2 separate regions of the Homo sapiens genome follow, and region 1 is linked to region 2. Evidence: chromatin loops called from intact Hi-C (ENCODE). Cell type or tissue: CD4-positive, alpha-beta T cell. All regions are shown on one strand. Links, peaks and the distances in the headings refer to the core of each region. The heading gives the core; the rest is flanking DNA. Region 1 overlaps TMEM131L (transmembrane 131 like). Region 2 overlaps TMEM131L (transmembrane 131 like).

What was found. Peaks named below come from ENCODE experiments on the same cell type or tissue, not always from the same donor. Only the 100,000 strongest peaks of a DNase experiment are listed, where the experiment ranks them.
Region 1: a loop joins it to region 2, with 2.0 times the contacts of the local background. A loop is called at or near these places in 18 of 110 quality-filtered maps.

What each region holds. Positions count from the first base shown.
Region 1 is chr4:153,485,411-153,493,737 of GRCh38, forward strand. All of the region lies in intron 3 of TMEM131L (transmembrane 131 like), which reads left to right. Among named protein-coding and RNA genes, the nearest start is that of TMEM131L, 23 kb to the left of the region's middle. RefSeq lists enhancers at 2,133-2,182, 2,193-2,242, 2,393-2,512, 2,613-2,682, 2,863-3,032 and 2 more. In CD4-positive, alpha-beta T cell, for the core only: no CTCF peak of the experiment used is centred there; DNase peaks (open chromatin) are centred at 1,091, 2,861, 3,191, 3,721 and 1 weaker place; H3K4me3 peaks cover 3,873 bases; H3K27ac peaks cover 6,917 bases.
Region 2 is chr4:153,570,472-153,578,798 of GRCh38, forward strand. All of the region lies in intron 7 of TMEM131L (transmembrane 131 like), which reads left to right. Among named protein-coding and RNA genes, the nearest start is that of TMEM131L, 110 kb to the left of the region's middle. In CD4-positive, alpha-beta T cell, for the core only: CTCF peaks have their summits at 4,097 (motif pointing left), 4,296, 5,895 (motif pointing left) and 6,104; DNase peaks (open chromatin) are centred at 3,600, 4,060 and 5,880; H3K27ac peaks cover 1,505 bases.

The DNA of each region.
Region 1 (8,327 bases), core at 47-8,046, 85 kb before region 2:
GGAAAGATGATTTGCCCCCCTGTGAAGTGCCCAGATACCCACTGTTGCATTTGAAGGTGGATCCCAGAGAATAGCCTCAGTAAAAGCATAGTCATAGTGTGTGGCCTGCCAAGTGAACCATGTAAAATGTATATAGTAAATAATTCATATTGATATTGTGCCTTGTACAACATTGACTTTGAGGGTTGTAACTACCTTGTGGATGTTGCTGCCACTAAATTATTTACAGTAAAGGTTCTGTTTGAATTACAATCCAAACAGTGTTCGATTGGTAGTTATGACAGGTGTATGTAGTATGCATTTTTGGTGGAGTAATTCTTCTAGGATTGTAATTAATCCTGTTTCTTCAAATCAGGTCATGTTAATCCACTTAATCCATAAAAATTGGATTTAAGTAATTGCCCTTGTGTAAACCTTATGGTTTACAAAGTGCTTTCACATGTATCTTCCTTACATAACCAGGTGGATATGTGGTAGTATTCCCATTTTATAGATGAGGAGACAGGTTCATCAAGGTAAAACAATTTGTTGAAGGTTATAGAGCTATGAAGTGACAGAACATGTGCGTGATCCTAGGTGTCCTCTCTCTGTAAGTGCATACTTGTCTGCTTTGGAGTGGAAAGCCACTTTCCCAATTAGATGTACAGCTGTCTGTCGAAGGAGACTAAGTCCGAGATTAACGGATGGAAGCAACTGAATACTTTCTTAGGCCCTAGTATTATATGGTTCCTAGCAAATCCCTGAAAAAAAAAGAGCATGACTCGTGTAAGATAGACCCAGGGTTGGTCCTTCAGTAATATTTTACTGTATGCTAGATAACTTCTTTAGTTTTATGCTAATTCTAAGTGTGGATTATCCACAGATATTCAGCTACATAGCTTTTGAAATGTGGAAAATTTAAATCTGAAATATTGGGATTAGTTTGTGGAACACATGCCATTGTAATGTGTGCTGAGAGGTTGCCTTTAGAGGAGCTGTCCTGTCAGCTTGCTTTGCTTTGGGATTATTTTCAGCAGCAAGTAACAAAACCCTGACTCAACCAGCTCAAACAATAAAGAATGCATGATGTCACTTAACAAGAAGCCTGGAGGCAGGGTGGTTCTGGGTTGGTTTACTCAGCAGGTTAGTGTCAGCACCTGGGAGCCTGGTTCTTCGGACCTGTCTGTTCTGTTGGACTCTGTGTGCCGTGCAGCTCCCCTCACGTTTGCAGGAGGTCTGTGTGCTTCACAGCCTCCCAGCCTCCCACCTGAACATCCAAAGGCAGGTTAAAAGAACCCCTGGCTACTTTCTCAGAAGTACTCCCCAGCAGACTTCCCCTTCACATCTTACAGGTGGGTCTGCACTCACCTTGAACCACTCACCCACCCACGCCTGTGGAGTGGTGGAACCACGTGATCAGCTCTGTCCTGCAGGGTTTAGTCATAGGGAGCACAACCCGGCTTTGCCTAAGTGGGAGGAAGGGAATGGGCAGTGGGAAGGCCGACAGCAGTGTGTGCTATGCTGAGTGCTATGCTGGGCCACCTGAGCTCAGCGAGAAATGAGCGGTCTAGGGCAGTGTTTCTCGAAGCCTGGTCCAGGGACCTAAATCAGCATCGCTTGGGAACTCGCTAGACTGGCCGGTTCTCAGACCCCACCCCAGACCTGGTGTGAATCAGAAGCTCTAGGGGAGGAGCCCAGAGATCTGTTTTAACAAGCCCTCCAGGTGGCTCTGATGCACGCTCAAGTTTGAAAACCATTGGCCCAGGGTGAGGCAGCTCAGGGACCATGTTACAAAATATACTTTTTGTGGAGGATTAAATAATGAGAGGTAGAAATAGTCTTGTAGGTAAAACAGTGGGTGGAAATTGGGAGATGGTTGCTTTTCAGCCTGACTTACCACCACTGGCCCAGGATTTTATCAAACCTAGAATCCGTACGTATTCTCTTCATAGGGTATGGAGTGTTAGCTGGTGGATCGAGTGTGTCCGAAGAAGTTCTGCTGCAATGATGCACATGGGGGTGGGGTTCCAGGCTGAGCTTTGGTGTCCACCTATCAGGGTCTCATATGTCCTGGCATGCCTGGTAAATAGGTGGGTTAGGCCATTGCAGGTCAGCTTCCAGGGGAGGACTGAGGAACCTTCTGAGGGAGAATTCATTCATTATAAGGGAAGTAAGTTTGGCAGAAAACCTTGGCCCAGTAACAGAAAGTCTCAGTTGTTGGATGGGAGTGGCCACTCACAGCACAGGGTGGTATGTGTATTCAGATCTGTCTCCTGGCCCAGGCCCCTGTGGAGCTGCACAGGCGTGTGTGTGTGTGTGTGTGTGTGTGTGAGAGAGAGAGAGAGAGAGACACCCTCGTGGGCCTGTGGCTGAGCTGTATGTGTGTGTGTGGGAGTGTGCGAGAGAGAGGAGCCAGGGACAAGGAGAGAGACCCTTGTGGGCCTGTGGCTGAGGTGTATGTGTGTGAGAGAGAGTGAGAGAGACAAAGAGACAGACAGACTCTGGTGGGCCTGTGGCTGAGATGTGTGTTTGTGAGTGCGAGAGAGCAGACAGGGACAAAGAGAGAGACCTTTGTGGGCCTGTGGCTGGTTGTGTGTGTTTGTGTATGTATGAGAGACAAGAGAGACTCTTGTGAGCCTATGACTGAGGGGTGTGTGTGTGTATGTGTGCATGTTGAGAGAGACCCTGGTGAGCCTGTGGCTGAGTTTTGTGTGCGTGTGTGTGTGTGAGAGAGAGACCGAGACCGTTGTGGGTTTGTGGCTGAGTTTTGTGTGAGAGAGAGAGACCCTGTGGGCCTGTGGCTGAGTTGTGTGTAAGAGAGAATGAGGGTGCGTGAGTGCACCAGTGTGAGTGGGGTTGTTGGGGCATGAGGAAGGATATTACTTAAGGCAAAACTGAAAGAAGTGTTCTAAAAATTCTGTGAGAAACTGGGGTGGGCGGAAGCAGCACGGGGCACTGCCCACCCCAAGGGGACTTCCACACCCCGTCCTGCAGCTGGAGGGCCAGGGCTGCCTGTGGGAGGAGTGGGGACCGGGCCCTGGTGAGGGCAGGGCCCAGAGGAGGCAGCCGGGAACTTGGAGAGAAGGAACAAAATTGGGACAAGGGCCTGGGCCTGGGATAGCCCAGCCTGTTGTGTGCCACTTACAGGGGAGAAGGGCCTCCCCAGCCACACAGCAACCCGGGGATTCCCTGCGGCTCTGTTGTGGTGGAGTGGGAGCATTTGCCAGCTGAGGGGGCTGGATGGAGTAGGGCAACAGGAAGCAACTCAAGTTCAAGTGTGGTGTATTAATTTCCCAGGGCTGTCTAACGAAGTGCCACAAACTGCGCGGCTTTAGAACAACAGAATTGTATTCTCTCCTCACAGTCCGGTGGCTGGAAGTCCTCTGTCAAGCCGGCAGGGCCACGCTGCCTCTGAAACCCTCGGGGAGTCCGCCCTCGCCTTTTCCTAGCTTCTGCGGGCTCGCCGGCAGCCTGTGGGGTTTCTTGGCTTGCAGCTGCGGCACTCCAGTCTCTTGTCGCACAGCGCTCTCCCTGGGTGTCTCCGTGCTTTCACGTGGCTGTCGTATAAGGACACCAGTTATATTGAAGCAGGGGCCCACCCTACTCCAGTCCAGCCTCATCTGGACTAATTGCATCTGCACCAACCCTGTTTCCAAGTCAGGTCACATTCTGAGGTACTGGGGTTAGGACTTTGACATATCATGTTGGGGTTGGTGGAGACACAGTTTAACCCATAACACATAGTCCCCAGCGAGACTCGTCTGTGAGCCCTTGTGAATGTCCCTCACTTGTTTTCCTTGCCCTCCCCCAACACCAGGGCTCCTGAGAAACGCCTTTTTGGTATTGGGCTGGTGATGTGTGAAGCGATCCACTGTGAAGCTTCCTTCCTGAGAGCTGCACAGACCAGTCTACGGCAGCTTTGGACTCCTGGGCTCCAGCCGCAGCTGCAAAACCCACGCAGTTTCTTCCCAGCTCATTGAACCTGGCCTTTTGGTTGAATGGATTTTATTTCTGAATTATTTCTTTGTGTATCTGTAGGAGCACGTCCAAGGAAAATTCTTTATTTTCACAAGATTGTGAGCACTGGGGAGAAGTATTTTTTTCTTGAGACAGAGTCTCACTCTCTCACTCAGGCTGGAGTGCGGTGGTACGATCTCAGTTCACTGCAACCTCTGCCTTCCAGGTTCAAGCGATTCTCCTGCCTCGGCCCCCTGAGTAGCTGGGGTTACAGGCATGTACCACCATGCCCGGCTAATTTTTGTATTTTTAGTAGAGACGGGGTTTCACCATGTTGGTCAGGCTGGTCTCAAACTCCTGACCTCATGGTCCACCCACCTTGGCCTCCCAAAGTGCTGAAATTACAGGTGTGAGCCACTGCGCCTGGCCCAATTTTTTTTTTTTCTTGCGGAAAATAAGTGGGCAGATTTAATAATGAGCAAATAGGCAAAACCATGAAATCAAACCTCGTTCCTTGTGTCAGAATTCAGAAAAAAGCGACTAATGTAACTGGTGCCAGGCTGTGTGTGCTGTGGTGTGTCTCTGTATGTGAGTATCTTAAACTTGTTTCATTATCAGTTTAATTTAGCAAATGAATACGAGTTGATTCCCAGGCTGAAGCAGGTCTTGGTGGGCCATTCTGTTGGTTTGCCAGGAGAATCCTTTTGTTATTTCCTGGAAATGCTTGAATCATAGATGAGTCTCTTCCTGCGTCCGTGTATTTCAGCTGCAGTTTTCCAAGTGTGTAATAGTGCTGTCCATAAGGAATAGCTGCTGTTACTGTGAATTGAAATACTTAACAGGTCTACTTTCAGGTGGATAAATGTCACATCCAAATTGCGTGTTAGTTTGACTTTCAGGTAACTTAATTAGCAGATTCATGTTTTGGGAAAATCTGATCTGTGATCCTGAAATTGGTTACAGTTGGTGTAATTCGTGGGTAATTAGGCGCCTTTACAGTGACTACTCTAGTCATTAGAGGGCTGGGGTAATTTGAGGTTGAAATGTGAGAGTGAGATGGAGAAGGCACTTGCTCTCTAGTCCTTAATCTTTTAATCCATTTAACCTGGGTTGTAAATTCAGGCCTTATTTTAATTTGAAAGTATGTTTAGGGAGCTGGGAAGGGGTTTCATTAATTCACCACTTTCAGGTAATATAGTTAGGAGAGGGAGGTTATTCCTAGTTGTTTATTTGGGTAAACATAAAGTTATTGTGAGTACTGGAAGGGCTCATGAAAGTTATGTTGCTCCTTGTTGGAAACAAAAGCTTCTAGATTTAAAAAATGAGCGGCCGGGCGTGGGGGCTCATGCCTGTAATCCCAGCACTTTGGGAGGCCGAGGCGGGTGGATCATGAGATCATTAGATCGAGACCATCTTGGCTAACATGGTGAAACCCCATCTCTACTAAAAATAAAAATATTAGCCAGGTCTGGTGACATGGGCCTGTAGTCCCAGCTACTTGGGAGGCTGAGGCAGGAGAATGGCGTGAACCCGGGAGGTGGAGGTTGCAGTGAGCCGAGATCACGCCACTGCACTCCAGCCTGGGCGATAGAGTGAGACTCTGTCTCAAAAAAAAAAAAAAAAAAAAAGAAAGCCTAAAACCCAAAGAAAAGCACCACAAAAACAAGACCCCGTTCAGAGATGTGTCATATAGGTATTGTCCGTGTCGAAGTCAGAAATACATTTGTGGCATGTGGAATAGGCTTTATGGACACACAGATATCAAGTAACCTGATCTCTTGCTGAGTTTAAGGCCTGTCACGTAAATGCACACTGCTTACGTTTTCTTTTTATTTCCACTTTTGAATTGGGGATAAAAGGGGAAACTGGTGAAGGAAAGACATGTTCCTAGAGAGCTGAACACCTGTAATATTGACTAATAGAAGGGAAGAGAGTAGGTAGGAAGTAAGTGCAATAGGAAACTGGTAAACAGAGAAGAGAAAAACCGTGTTTTGAGATGGATTGGAGGCATTTTTTGTCCACACACTTGCTTTGGGGATTTTTATTAGGTAGACGGTAATTAGAGGTGTCAGTCATATGAAAGTAAATCACTAGTCTTTCGTATTACTGTTTTCTCAGTGGTCCTTATCAGTTTTTTTTGTTGCTCTGTAATCATTCATATGGTAAGACTTAACTTTTAGTCATGTAAATTTGTTTAGGGACAATTTAAACTATTTTGTCAAATTAGTCGTTTTATTCCAAGTTGTACGTCTTATGCATTTATTTAGTATAGTGAAAGCCTTATATACACATTTAATATAATTAGTCTCTGGATATTTGGATTATTTTTTAGTAGTACTTTTTTAGAGTGTGGGTTTTTTCTTTTCTTTTCTGTTTTTGAGACAGTGTCTGGTTCTGTCACCCAGGCTGGAGTTCGGTAGCCCAGTCTTGGCTCACTACAACCTCAGACTCCCGGGCTCAAGCCATCCTTCCACCTCACCCTCCTGAGTAGCTGGGACTACAGGCACTTGCCACCGTGTCTGGCTAATTTTAAAATATTTTTTGTAGAGACAAGGTTTCATGTTTCCCAGGCTGGTCTTGAACTCCTAAGCTCAAGTGATCCACCCACTCCCCAAAGTGTTGGGATTGTAGGCAGGAGCCACCACACCTGGCAGTTTTTTCCTTCTTGTTTTGAGATGGGGCCTTGCTCCATCACCCGAGCTGGAGTGTAGGTAGCATGATCATAGCTCGCTGCAACCTTGAAATCCTGGGCTCAAGCGATCCCCCTGCCTCAGCCTTCCAAGTAGTGGGGACTATTGGTCCATGCCACCATGCTTAGCTAATTATAAAAAAAAAAAAAGAAGGTTTTTAAAAGATGGAGGTCTCACTATGTTGCCCAGGCTGGCCTCAAACTCCTGCGCTCAACAGTTCTCCCATTTTGGCCTCCCACAGTCCTGGGATTACCGGCATGAGCCACTGCACATAGCCCAATTTTTTCTTTTTAGTTCACTTTAAATTAAAAATAGAGTTTGAAGAAAATTAGAATTTTAGCTAAACCTTATCCAAATTATTACATTTTCCAAATTGATGAGGCTTCAGGGAGATTTTCAAATATTCTGAATCCTTATTAATATGCACAAAACTTTGTTTAAATCATAGGCGGAATCTCAAGGTTGTGTGTAAAATAAGTCTACCACTTTGGACTTGGGAAAACAAATATTCTGATGTAATAAGTGATTAGAAGAAAATATAATAGTAATATGAAACTGGCATGGCATGCCTGCTAGACAGCCCCTGAAGCATATTGGTTAAACTAGTAGGTTATAAACACAGTCTGTGCTCTGAAGGAATGTATATAGTTTTAAGAGAAGGAACATGTGACTTGGGCTACACTTAAAGTGTAAGGTGTGTTTATGAGCAGAGTTTTAAATTTAGGTGTTTTTTTTAACTTATATATCTTTTCTGGCTTTGTATAATTTGGCTCAGGGCTGGGGGCAGGGTGGAAAGAATAGACTGGAAAGTGGGGACCAAGATGGAGGAGTTGAGTGGATAAGAGCAGCAGGCTGAGCTCAGGAGGAGAACTTGATAAGGAGTAGGGGAAAGGAAGGTCAGGAATGAGCCAAGGCTGGGAGATCAGATGGTGAGATACAGGTGGATGTGGTAATGATGACCTGAGGCAGGAGATTTTTGTCTAACCTCAAGGTAGGGTAGTAGCTCAGTGGCTAAAAGATATGCTTGGGACTGGGTGCGGTGGCTCACGCCTGTAATCCCAGCACTTTGGGAGGCCGAGGCAGGTGGGTCACAAGGTCAGGAGATCGAGACCATCCTGGCTAACATGGTGAAACCCCATCTCTACTAAAAATACAAAAAATTAGCCGGGCGTGGTGGCAGGCGCCTGTAGTCCCAGCTACTCAGGAGGCTGAGGGAGGAGAATGGAATGAACCCAGGAGGCGGAGCTTGCAGTGAGCGGAGATAGTGCCACTGCATTCCAGCCTGGGTGACAGAGTGAGACTCTGTCTCAAAAAAAAAAAAAAAAAAAAAAGATATGTTTGGGGCTGGGCGCAGTGGCTCACACCTGTAATCCCAGCACTTTGGGAGGCCAAGGCGGGTGGATCACAAGGTCAGGAGTTCGAGACCAGCCTGGCCAGTGTGGTAAAACCCTGTCTCTACTAAAAATACAAAAAATTAGCCGGGCATGGCGGTGCGCACTGGTAATCCCAGCTACTTGGGAGGCTGAGGCAGGAGAATCACTTGAACCCAGGAGGTGGAGGTTGCAGTGAGCCGAGATCGCACCACTGCTCTCCAGTCTGGGCGATAGCACTAGACTGTCTCAAAAAAAGAAAAAAAACGCTTGGAGCCAGACCGTCTGGGTTTGAATCTGATGTCATACTGCTTAGCTGGTGACTTTTGGT
Region 2 (8,327 bases), core at 123-8,122:
CACCTGTGCATACCACTGCTCTACTCAGGAAGGGGCACCTGAGATGCTCTGGCCTTCCCTCAGAGTTTATAAATTTGCCTGGCGGTAGCCGACATACTCGGCCTGCCTTCCTTCTGTTTTCCATGTGTGGATTTCTGTTTCTTCCTTGGGCCCTTGTTTCTGGCATCTCCCGGCACTTTTGTGCTAGTGGTATGGAAGCTGTGTTAGGAGCAGAGCTTCTGCAGTCTGTGGGCAGTGACGTTGAGATCTGTGCACAGGGTGGTTTCCATTGCCTCTCACTGTGGACTTGCGGGGGCTTCTGAAACCTGCTTCTTAGGGAAGTTTGTTTCCTTTTTGTCCACTTATTTCAACTGGAGTGGTGTTCTCAGCAGATGCCCTGAGGTGAGCAGTTGTTGACACTTTGGAAGTGTGAGTCCATCAGGGCCTAGTGGTGATAGTTCCTTCTTTTTCTGTGTTAGTCGGCTGTTCCCCCAGGACTTGCTTGTTCTCCACTGTTCAATTTAACCAGCTTTTTGTGTTGCTCTCTTTCTTTTTAAATTAGTACATTCCTTTAATTTTTTTTTAACTTTTTGGTCTAGATATTTATTTTCCCTTTAGATCTTTCTCTAGATTTTTTTCGGTGTGTTCTCCCAAAGCAAAAGAGATAAAATCAAGTTCTGGGTCTACTAAAAACATCTATAGTTCAAACAAATCTTTTTTCTGTTTGTTGCGTTGCATAATCTTACATAAGAGATACTCTCCTGTCAGCCCAGTATCCCAGTCAGGCCCAGGCTCGGTTTATCTTGTCCTGCCTGGTTCTCCTTTAATGGTTTCCTCTTTGCTGTGCCTTCTTTTGATTGAGTCCTAAATGCCATAAACTTCTCAAGCATATTCCCTCAGGGCACAAGCAGTAATTGTATCTCCATTGAAAAATGCACTGAGCATTCCACACTCACCTTCCTGGTTTCCTTTCACCTGTCCAGGTTTGTGTAAGGCTTGGTGTAGCCGCCTCAGTCTTTGATGGTAGAGCTCCTTAATTGTTTACTATGGGGGATTTAAGTGTATTTCTTCACAGTTCCTAGAACTCAATCATGGTTTCTTAATTATTTTTATTTTTACTTTTGTTTTAAGACAGGGTCTTGCTCTGTTGCCCAAGCTAGAATGCAGTGGTGCAGTTACAGTTATTACAACCTTGGCCTCCCGAGCTCAGGTGATCCTCCCTCCTCAGCCTCCTGAGTAGCTGGGACTACAGGCATGTACCACCATGCCCAGCTAAGTTTTATATTTTTTTGTGGAGACAGGGTTTCACCATGTTGCCCAGGCTGGTTTCAAACTCCTGAGCTCAAGTGATCCACCTGCCTCGGTCTACCAAAGTGCTAGGATGACAGGTGTGAGCCACCATGACTGGCCTATTTTTTGAGGAACAATTCCAGTCTGCTGAGATCTTGCCTGTCTTCCTTTATTAGAGTCTTTTAAAAGCTCCATTTAGCACAGATATATTTCATTTTGAATACCTGCACAATGAGATCTCAAAGTATCTCCACTTCTCTTTTTATATCTGTTTAACCTGACTTTCTAGATGTTGTTTTCTTTTTTTTTTCCTTTTTAGTTGGCATGTAATAATTGTACTTAGGTATGGGATAGAGAGTGCTGTTTTGATACTGTATACAATGTGTAACGATCCACTCAGGGTAATTAGCGTATTATCACCTCAGACATTTATCATTTCATTATGTTGTGAACATTCAAAATCCTCCCTTCTGGCTTTATTGTAGTCAACTGCAGTCACCCTGTAGTGCTGTAGAACACCAGAACTCATTCTGTCTGTCTAGCTGTAACTTTGTGTTGGTTACCCAGCAAGGTTTGGTTATTTCTTTTTTGTTTTGTTTTGTTTTTTGAGACAGAGTTTCGCTCTTGTTGCCCAGGCTGGTGTGCAGTGGCGTGATCTCGGCTCACTGCAACCTCTGCCTCCCGGGTTCAAGTGATTCCCTTGCCTCAGCCTCCCAAGTAGCTGGGATTACAGGTGCCCATGACCACGCCCAGCTAATTTTTGTAATTTTAGTAGAGATGGGGTTTCACCATGTTGGTCAGGCTGGTCTTGAACTCCTGAACTCAGGTAATCCACCTGCCTCAGCCTCCCAAAGTGCTGGTATTTCAGGCATGAGCCACCGCACCCGGCCCAGTTTGGTTATTTTAAACCATTTCAGCTGTGTCTAGCTCTTGCCTTCCCCTTTCCCTATATATATGGGGTAAAATATACTTAACACAAAATTTACCATTTTCACCATTTGTATGCGTACAGTTCACTGGCAGTAAGTACATTCACAGTGTTGTACAGTCATCACCTCCATCCATCTCCAGGACCCTTTCATCACCCCAAGGGGAAACTCCATACCCATTAAACACCTTCCCTCAGCCACCATTATTCTCCCTGGCAACCACTATTCTACTTTCTGTCTCTATGAATTGGACTATTCTAGGTCCCTCATAGAAGTGGGATTATACAGTATTTGTCCCTTTGTGTTTGGTTTATTTCATTTTGCATAATGTCTTCAAGGTTCTCCCATGTTATATAGCATGTATCAGAATTTTATTCCTTTTTAAGGCTGAATAATTTTCTGTTGCACATATATATCATGTTTTGTTTATCCACCTTGTGGCATTTATGAGTAGTCTTGCCATGAAGATGGGTGTATAAGTATCTGAGTCCCTGCTGTCACTTTTGAGTGTATGCCTAGAAATGGAATTGGTAATTCTGTTCAAGTTTTTTGAGGAACCACCACAGCGTCCTTTCTTTTATAGCCTAATTCTCGCCACAGCGATGCCTGCTTAAGTATAAGCTGTGCCCATGCTACTCAAGGTCAAGCGACGGCAGCCTGCATCACAAAGCTTAAACTTTTGCCGAGCCTGGATCTTGTTTCAGGGCCTGTGCCAGACATGCAGGGCCTACTTGTCATTTGTTTGAGGCCCAGCATCATCCAATTGTATAAAAATAGTTACTTGCCTTTGGACAGAGCCAACATACGCTGCCTGACCTATCAAGGTGAAAATCCCACATGGCTCTGCTGAAGCTGCCAGCCCAGGTTGTAATAGTTAAAAGCTAGTTATCCAGGTGTAAAAACCAAGGTGTTGCCCAACACAGATGACTTCCACTTGGCCAAACCAAAAGTTTAGATAGTACAGGGGTTATCTTAGTCTCCCAATTGTTTTTTGTCTGTCTTTCAGGGTTTCTGGCACATTTCAGGGAGTGGGAGGTAGTGTCCAGTAAATGACACTTCTTTTTTTCTTGAGTTCTGTTCCAATCATGAAATAAAAAGAACTTGAAGTGTTTTAGGGGAAAAAAAATCTCTTAGAAACCAAAGGAGTGTGGTAAAGAGTTATCTTCTAAAAGCTTTAATGTGGGAAAAATGCTTCCCCCAAGCATCTAAATTATTTGTTGTGGAATTTTATTAAATAAATGCATTAATTGTGAATGAGCAAATCAATATAATCTCCCCTTTGAGGCCTACTGTGTACCCAGTGGTTTGCATATGTATCTCATTTAGCACCCATCATATTGCTGTGAATTCAATAACTTGATTTCATAGAAGAGGAAGCTGAGTCTTAGAGTGGGTGGGGAATGTCCCCAGGCTTTTATGGCTGGGGTTTGATCTCAAATCTGTGTTGGCTAAGCACTTGGCCACACTGCCTTTTCTAAAATGATGTGGATAAGGAAAAATGCTATCCATATGCAGTAGCCTCTTTTTTCCTCAAAGCAAACTAATTTCAGCCACTTCCTAGGTTTTTGCAAATGTTTGCATGAGTGGGTCTGGCAGTATAGTTAGATTTTGTTTTAGTGGTTAATATCTGAGGAATAAAAGGGTAGTGGTGGTGGTGGTGGGGGTTGAAACACAATTGCTATTTAATATCAGGGAAAAATAGCTGTACAGTACTTATTAATAACTCAGCTGAGCCTGCTGTTATGCAGGAAACACTAAATTAGGAGTGTGGTTATAGAATCTGAGTGTTATGTGGAAGGCACCCAAGATAGCTCTCATTTTATACAAGATCATTTGCCATGTGCATAATACTGTGTGTGGGGGCCACCTGCTGGAGCAGTCAGATGGCTTATACAGAATCAGTGTTCCAGATGCATATGTTGGCATAAGAGATTTACTTTTTCTTGTCTTTTTGAGATGGACTCTGTTACCCAGGCTGGAGTGCAATGGTGCAGTTGCAGCTCCGCCTCCCGGGTTCAAGCAATTCCCCAGCTTCAGCCTCCCGAGAAGCTGAGATTACAGGCGTGTGCCACCATGCCCAGCAAATTTTTGTATTTTTACTAGAGACAGGGTTTCACCATGTTGGACAGGCTGGTCTCAAATTCTTGACCTCGAGTGATCCGCCCTCCTTGGCCTCCCAAAGTGCCGAGATTACAGGTGTGAGCCACTGCGCCCGGCCGAGATTTACTTTTATAATGACTTCTAATATTTAGCATTCAAAATTGTGAAAGGGGAGAAAGATGTCTGAGAAATACAGAATCTAAGATTGGGATTTGTCTAAGTAATTCTTTCATATTTCATAAGTTGTAGTCCTTAAATAAAAAGGTTTCATGTGGTTATTACCAGGAACATCAAGCCTCTTGTTCATTCTGTCTGGATTAATATAGATTCTCAAATATATTTATTTATTAGGCTGTGCTTTACTCTTGTTGATAAGACATCAGAATGACTTAATACTTTAAGTCTGTTATTTCCTTTCCTGTTTAATTGCACACAGTCCCCCCAAATCACACCCTTCTTGTGGCCCAGGGCACCAGCAATTCCTTAGCAAGTGAAGGGAGATGATTCCTTTCTCTCTAGTATCCAGTTCCCTAAATTCATACTTCTTCACCACAAAACTGTGGAAATACATGACATACAAAAGGAGTTTTAACATTTCTATTTTCTTGACCTTTGCATTTTATCTTGGTATGGTTTTCTAATATATATCCCTGTGTTGATGGATTTTTAGGCCTTTAGGTACCTAGGAGAAACAGATTTGATCTATTTTAATTTGTTAAAAAAGTACTGACTGCAGTTGAAAAACCTGATTTTTTTTTCTGTTTTTCTACTACCTAGCCCCAAGATCTTTGATAAGTCTCTTAACCCCTCCAAGCCACAATTTCCCCCATCTTCTAAAAGGGGATAATACTTTATATGAAATAATATGAAATATATAAACTATATTAATACTTTCAATGAAGACTACTTAAGAAAAAGTTGTTTATAGAGTTACTTTTTCTTTTTTCTATAAAATATCTGATCTGATTTGTTAAAGGAGTATGGGAGGTTTCAAAACTAGAGAATTACGTTTTTATTTGTTTTTCCTGTCTAATCAGCCCAGGCTCACTCTGGATGAGGGCGTGTCCTGTTGTCACACAGTGTGCTCAGTTGGGGACAGTTGGGGAACTTGTAACCCTAGTATGTGGTTGCCCCCTGGCTAACATTTTGGTTAGAGTTTCTTTTTTATCAAGTTAATATTGCTATTGTTTTGTTCTTTTTTTTTTTTTGAGATGAAGTCTCACGCTGTTGCCCAGGTTGGAGTGCAGTGGCCCGATCTCGGCTCACTGCAAGCTCTGCCTCCCAGGTTCACGCCATTCTCCTGCCTCAGCCTCCCGAGTAGCTGGGACTACAGGCGCCCGCCACCATGCCCGGCTGATTTTTTGTATTTTTTAGTAGAGACAGGGTTTCACCATGTTAGCCAGGATGGTCTTGATCTCCTGACCTCGTGATCTGCCTGCCTCGGCCTCCCAGAGTGCTGGGATTACAGGCGTTGGCCACCGCGCCCGGCCCAATTGTTTTGTTCTTTTGAGAAAGATATGGACTTGAAACTTTTTCTTTTAGAAAAATTAGCATACTTCTGAAGGGCAGTTTGGAGGTGCTAGAACTCCCCCTTGTGGGATTCTGAAATATGTCCTACAACAAAAGAAACAAAATAGTGATTTTTAAAATGCCTCTCGCTAATAGAAGAATCTTAATTAAAATGGCAAGTTATAAATATATCCGTCCAGAGATTTACTAAGAATGACAAAATATTAGGCTTTAAATCATAGCAAATTACTCTGCGAAATAGGGTTGTTAATTGTGTCAAAAACTGTTAATATGAGTGTGAACTTTTAACATCTTTTCATTTGAAGAAATATTGTAGGGTAGAGAATTGCCTTGTCAGGTTAAGACCTTAACATAGTTAAATTGTTGTAGATTTCTTAAAAAAAAAAAAAAAACTTATAAATGTGTACTTTAAAAGTGTGTTAATATGATTTTTTTCTTTAAACATTTTTTGAAAGTTTCAGATCAGAAATACACACTGTTAGGTTTTTATTCTTTTATTTTGTAGGCACCGTTTACTATTTTCTGTTTCTTGCCCTTTTCAAGCTTCTCTTGCCCTTTTCAAGCTGATTCCCTAGCATCTGTGGCTGTATGCCCACCTCTATCCACTCATCAGCTGTTTATTGAGTGCTGATGAAGTGATAGGCATTGTGCATTCGAAGCACGAGATGCTTAGAATCTCCTGGCGTAGGTAGACCTTGACCATGTTGTTGTGAGAAGTGTTACAAAAGGTCAGGTAGAAGTTGCTGTGGTGTCTGAGAGGGTATTTAAGCCAGGACATGAAGCATAAATCAGATTTAGCTAGGTGGAGAGGTGGGTGGGTTGGAGGAGTGGGTGCAAGGCAAAGGGACAGAAAATTCAAAGGTGTTGAGGCAAGCAGAGCAGAAACGAGACCAGTGAGGTTGGAGCATGCGCAGGGAGGTCGAGACTAGGCAGGTGCCGGAGTTTTATAGCGACAGCAGAGGATTTGGGACTTTTGCCAAGTGAGAAGTCTTTGAAGAGTTTTAAGCAAATAGTGGCATGACCAGATTTGTATATGGGTAAATTCACTCTTGGTGCAGTGTGGAGAATGGAGTGGAAAGGGCAGAGGTGGATGCAGGGAGACTAAGAGGAAGTTACTGCACCATCATTTTTTTGTGTAGTTTTGTGGTGTTAGAGTATTTATTTTGACTTTGTAGGCTGTACAGTCTCTGTTGCAAGTACTCAACTCTGCTATCATAGCACGAAGGCAATAGTAGACAGTCCATAAAGGAACGGGCATGGCTGTGTTCCAATAAAACTTTGCTGACAAAAATAAGCAGCAAACTGGATTTAACCTGTGGGCATAGTTTGCTAACCCCTGATATCTGGGGTATTTATTAAGAAAGAGGAGAAGTGAGTGGGTTTAAGGGCTCATGAAGGAGGTACAATCAGTATGACTTGGTTATGGATTTGTTTGAGGAGAGTATGAGAAGCTGAAGTGAAAGGGGTTTTCAGGTTTCTGGCTTAAACAACTGGATAAATAATGATAGGGTTGATGAATAATGGTGCTAAGATGAGGCACACAGCAAAGGTGGCCAGGTTGGGGTGTGTGAAGATTCAGGTGGATGCCCAGTCACTGGTTGGACATATAGGTATGGAGAGGACTAAGCTAGGGGAATCGATGTGGGAGGGTTCAGCATGCCAACAAGCTCCCCTGGGAGAGAGTGAAGAGGGCATAGGCAGCATCCAGCATAACTCAGTGTCTGATGGTTAAAGGAGCAACAGCTGGCAGAGGAACCAGAGAGAAAGAAAAACCGAGAGGGACAAGTGGTTCAGGCTGTAACAGGACAGGGGGCTGGTGGCAGCAGGGAGAGTGGTGAACAAAAGGAGAAGTTTCTGTTGGATTTGGCCGTGTGAGGATCATTTGTAACCTTAGTTAAAGCAGTTTCAGAGCTGGGCATGGTAGTGCACGCTTGTAGTCCCAGCTACTCAGGAGGCTGAGGTGGGAGGATCGCTTGAGGCCAGGAGTTTGAGGCTGCATTGCGCTATGATTGTGCCTGTGAATTGCCACTGTGCTTCAGCCTGGGCAGTATAACAAGTATTTTATTTTTTTTTGAGACGGAGTTTCACTCTTGTCACCCAGGCTGGAGTGCAATGGCATGATCTCAGCTCACTGAAACCTCCACCTCCTGGGTTCAAGTGATTCTCCTGCCTCAGCCTCCCAAGTAGCTGGGACTACAGGTGTGCGCCACTATGCCCAGCTAGTTTTTTTTTTTTTTTTTTGACGGAGTCTCGTTCTGTCGCCCAGGCTGGAGTGCAGTGGCGCGATCTCGGCACACTGCAAGCTCTGCCTCTCAGGTTCACGCCATTCTCCTGCCTCAGCCTCCCGAGTAGCTGGGACTACAGGCACCCGCCACCACACCCAGCTAATTTTTTGTATTTTTAGTAGAGACGGGGTTTCACCATGTTATCCAGGATGGTCTTGATCTCCTGACCCCGTGATCCACCCGCCTCGGCCTCCCAAAGTGCTGAGATTACAGG